Linked DNA regions of Homo sapiens: region 1 is linked to region 2. A link is an interaction called in ENCODE POLR2A ChIA-PET data of the cell type or tissue named here. Cell type or tissue: Panc1. All regions are shown on one strand.

Region 1 (2,500 bases), 120 kb after region 2:
GTCTGGAATAGTAGGGGGAGAAGAGGAGGAGAGCTTTGGCCAAACTCTGGACAGGTTGGCCCTGGGGATCTCTCTACGATTATCCACTACCATGAGAACTGCTGGGGAGACTCACGTTAGTGCGTGCTGGGCAGGCCTACCCCTCCATGGTGACCAGGATGCCAGGTGCCCCTGCCATCTCTGAAACTAGTCAGATCTGATTGTCCCCAACTCCACCCCATCCCACCCCTCATCTCTGGATTGTCAGCAGACTACAAGGTAGAGGCCCCACTGTGACAACCTGCAACTTGGCCTCCATAAAGGAACACAGGGCCCAGGTGCAGTGGGTGGCTCATGCCTGTAATCCCAGCTCTTTGGGAGGCCAAGGCAGGTGGATCATCTGAGGTCAGGAGTTCAAGACCAGCCTGACCAACATGGTGAAACCCCGCCTCTACTAAAAATACAAAATTAGCCGGGTGTGGTGGCAGGCACCTGTAATCCCAGCTACTTGGAAGGCTGAGGGAGGAGAATCGCTTGAACCCGGGAGGCAGAGGTTGCAGTGAGCCAAGATTGAGCCATTGCACTCCAGCTTGGGCAACAAGAGTGAAACTCTGTCTCAAAAAATAATAATAATAAAAAAGGAACATAGCCCTGCTGACCACCCAGCAGGAGAGGTTATGGAAGGCTAGGGTCTAGCCACCCCTATGGTCTGCACCATGCCTAAAGCATAAGTGTATGGGTTATCAAAGATAGCTTTTTTAGTTTGCTTTTGGGCCTAACAAGCATCCCTCACCCCTTTGTCTAGCCACAGAACAGTGGTTTGGGCAAAATCCACTCCATGACCCTCCTCCCCGACCCGATCTCAAGGCTCAGACCTGGCCAATGTCCTCCATCCTCCTGATGACAATAGCTGATTTAAGGATGGCCACATGACCTGAACTGCCACAATCACAATCATCTCTAAAATTGTGCTATCCGTGCTGGTGGAAAGGCTCCCTCTTCCTCCACCACCTTGAGAACGCCATCTAAAGCAAGAGGCGCTAGTAATCATCTTTCCCTCCACGGGGGGAAATCCTGCCCAAGAATGGAGCCAACATGGAAGAAGACAGAGCCATGAGATGGACTCAGCCTGACAGCCTCACTTAGATGCTTGGATGCAGCAGGGCCCAAAGACCCCAAAGTCAGCAAGTTCCCACTTTTTTTTTCTTTTTTTTGAGATGGAGTTTGTTGCCCAGGCTGGAGTGCAGTGGTGCGATCTTGGCTCACTGCAACCTCTGCCTCCCAGGTTCAAGCGATTCTCCTGCCTCAGCCTCCTTAGTAGCTGGGATTACAGGTGCCTGCCACCACGCCCACACCATACCTCAGGCTATCCACCTGCCTCGGCCTCCCAAAGTGCAGGGATTACAGGTGCGAGCCACCGCGCCTGGCCAGTTCCCGCTTTTTAAACAAATTAGTGTTAGATTTCTCTCCCTTTGCAACCCAAAGTCCCAGCTGTCTTCATTTTATGCCTGTTAAAAACACCACAGGAATTTAACGCATAATTTGTTATGGAATAATTTACAGTTTTTAATAAGAAAATTCATTTCTATTGCAAGGTTAAAAGATACTATTTAAAAAAGAAAAAAATTAATTTCTGAGACAATTATGTCACAAGTCACGAGCTAATCTATGGGCATGTTTCTACTTTACAATTTTAAATAATGAAAAATTAGGTCGACTAGTGCTTTGTTCACAATATTAAAATAATCACATGTTCAAGTAGTTATTTTAACTGTACATACCTTTAGGGAGTTCCGTATCTTGAATGGGATATTTGTCTGACTGTAGAAACCAACAAAAGAGGAGAATTATTTTTAAATGCCATGTAAGATCAAAGTGAAAAGAAAGCTTTGTCTTGGGAAAGTTATGACTTCAATTAAAAACTTGAAAATGTTTAACCTCAAACTTATCAACTGGCCTTATCCATTGATTGTGTTTATTCTCAGTCGACAGGAATGAAATCAAGGTTGACAAGAGGTTAATGCTGGAACATGAAACAGAATAAGGCTTCCAAATTTCCACAGCTTGGACCACGAAACTACACTTCCTCTCTTTTCTGCAGTGCTAGCCTCCTGCAGTTTACAATTGAGGAGCATTTGTTGTCATGAATTATGAGGACAGATGCATTTCTTCTCACCGTTTCTGCAATAGTCACTGGGGTCAATAAGCATGTGTTCTGGGCAGTACTCACTATTGCAGAGCTCTGGCCTGGGTCGACTGAGACAGGATGATTCAAAAGATCCCTTCCCTACTGACTGCACAAAGATCTAAAAATCAGTAATTATGCAGAATTCAGCACAGTTCCTCAATGCATCAGTTGAGAGTAATACTGTTACAGGAATTCAAAATAGCAAATGTTCTCACAATCACATATATTTCTTTTCATTTATTCATACTTACATGCCGATATCTAAAGTTCCGGAAACTTATTTCAGACTAAACAATGTAGCCATTTCTGAAAACGTCCATGAGAGGAATGAAA
Region 2 (2,500 bases):
CCCCTCTCAGAGGGTTCATGATAGCACTTTGGATTCTGTTTGTTTGCATGTAGCTTTGCCTAGACTGTGAGCTGCATGGGGCAGAACTGGCTCATCACCTTTACCTCCCCAGGACACAGGTCAAGAGACGATCGGTAACTGCATGGTGAATGAATGAACTCTCACCTGTCTGGAAAGTGGGCTCTGGCAGGCCTCACACATACAGAGGAGAGGCAACAAAGCAGCTGCTGAACCGCAAGCTGAGCCCACAAGCTCTCTGTTGCCTTAGGCAATAAGATGAGAAATTACGGAAGCCAATTATCTATTTGTTGTCATGGCAATTGCTAGGAGCAGGGTGGGAGGCACATGACACCAGAAAACAAAAAATACAACAGACAGTGTAGACTGGGGCTACAGCTGCACATCAGAGTATCTGATTTTGTGTGTAGAGAATGGGGAAGGACCTACATCCCTACATTGATCTTTTGGGTCACAGCTGGTTCCAAGAATATATAGCAGCAGGTTTCATAGCGTTAATCTCTTAATAAAATGAGAAGTTTTTATAACATCAAATTTCATCTTAAAATTATCTTTATGCAGAATATTTAATAACACAAGTTAGTAATATAAGTGAGAAAGTAATCTATAGAGCCATATATAGTATGATCTCAACTAAATAAATATAAACATTAAAAAGAAAACCTTGCTAATACACACTGTATCCTGTATCAAAATATGCCATATACCCCATAAATAGATATACCTACTACATACTCAAAAAAATTAAAAATTAAAAAAAGAAAAAGAGAAACACTAAAGAAATCAGACAAAAATGATAACAATAGTTTTCATGGGGGATGATGGGATTTTAATTTTTTTCTTCATATATTTTCATACTTTGCAGATGTCTATAATAAGCATCGATATTTCTATAGCCAGAAAAATATTTTTAATTATATGTTTCATTTTAGTGTTGGAAAGAGCTTTTTGAGACAAAACAATCTATTCCCATCACTTTTTTTTTTTTTTTTTTTTTTTTGAGACAGAGTCTCACTCTGTCCCCCAGGCTAGAGTGCAGTGGCGTGATCTCAGCTCACTGCAACCTCTGCCTCCCGGGTTCAAGCGATTCTCCTGCCTCAGCCATCCAAGTAGCTGGGACTACAGGCATGTGCCACCATGCCCAGCTAATTTTTTGTACTTTTAGAGAGATGGGGTTTTGCCATGTTGGCCGGGCTGGTCTGGAACTCCTGGGCTCAAAGTGATCCTCCCAAAGTACTGGGGTTGCTTTGGGAGGTAATGAGCTTTGGGAGAAGCTACCGCACCCGGCCCCCATCACTTCTAATACCTTGTTCACAACTGTTTATAGGTTGTTCCAGTTTGAGAAACAACTATGCTAAGAACGGTGGCCACTTGCTGCTTTAGTTTTCTGGGTTCATCATGCCTTCTACTTCAGAAAAGATCCTGCATTACTTCAGTAATACTTTTTTTTTTTTTTAACTATGAGACACAGTGCCCTGCCGCTGACTCATTTAACCCACGACTATGTGGCTTCTGTGAAAACGGAGGACATACATTGTTTTCTAGGCTACTCCAAGCTACTTTGGTGATTCACAGATCATTATTAATTTACATTTAAAAAATTAAAATACAGATCTGATCACACTGGAGACAATACCACAAGCTTACGCCACAGTCAGGTTTGCTGTTATTTCCCAAAACACCCTTGCTGATTCATATTGCTTTGCCTTTTTGATGATTAAATGCAAGGCTCTCTATTAGGCAGACTGCAGCTTGAAAGAAGCCTAAGAGTCAGACACCCAGGAAACATAACAGACACCCAGGAAACATGGAGTGAAAATGTGATACTCTATTTGGCTGCTGAAAATTGGTATCCCTTTCCATATCTGAAAATCCCCTAGCTTATGAACATTAGACCTCATCTAGACTGCAACAAGGTAAGAGCAGGTGACAAAACTGCCCATTAGAACTTCCAGCTCAGCTTTTAAGTAAGAACCAGTGACAAGAAGAAGCCACAATGACGCAGTATTCACTCTGGCAAGGGGGCAGCCGCTATATCTGGGTTTGGAGAAAGCTACATCTGGGGTCAAAGGCAGCTACATCCGGGGTCAGGGGCAGCTATATCGAGGGTCAGAGGGAGCTGCATCCAGGGTCAGAGGGAGCTACATCTGGGGTCAGAGACAGCAGTGGCATTGGTAGAGTAGCAGAGACACAGTACCATCTGTGTCCAGTGGTGACAACAGATGCCTCTTCATGGGAACCGTCCTACAGTATGCTTGTGTATCTGTGGCTACCTATTCTCCAAGCCTGGTTCTTCATCCTGCTAGAGATTCTGAGAACTCTGCACTATCATTTAGCAAATTCCTTTTCTGCTTAAAGAGTTGGCTTCTGTTGCTTGTAACTACAAACCCTGACCAATTCAACATCTTTAAAAAAAAAAAAAATGGGGGTCAGGCGCAGTGGCTAACACCTGTAATCCCAGCATTTTGGGAGGCGAAGGTGG

What was found. ChIA-PET counts read pairs that join two places held together with the same protein. Peaks named below come from ENCODE experiments on the same cell type or tissue, not always from the same donor. Only the 100,000 strongest peaks of a DNase experiment are listed, where the experiment ranks them.
Region 1: POLR2A ChIA-PET joins it to region 2 with 6 read pairs; 2 of 35 experiments call an interaction of 5 or more read pairs at or near these places.

What each region holds. Positions count from the first base shown.
Region 1 is chr1:236,413,560-236,416,059 of GRCh38, reverse strand. It overlaps EDARADD (EDAR associated via death domain), which reads right to left. Exons shown (of 6, transcript NM_145861.4): 3 at 1,761-1,800. Among named protein-coding and RNA genes, the nearest start is that of EDARADD, 21 kb to the right of the region's middle. In Panc1, no CTCF peak of the experiment used is centred here; no DNase peak of the experiment used is centred here.
Region 2 is chr1:236,533,579-236,536,078 of GRCh38, reverse strand. The region is part of intron 2 of LGALS8 (galectin 8); the gene reads right to left. Among named protein-coding and RNA genes, the nearest start is that of LGALS8-AS1, 10 kb to the right of the region's middle. RefSeq lists a silencer at 1-170. In Panc1, no CTCF peak of the experiment used is centred here; no DNase peak of the experiment used is centred here; H3K27ac peaks cover 2,449 bases.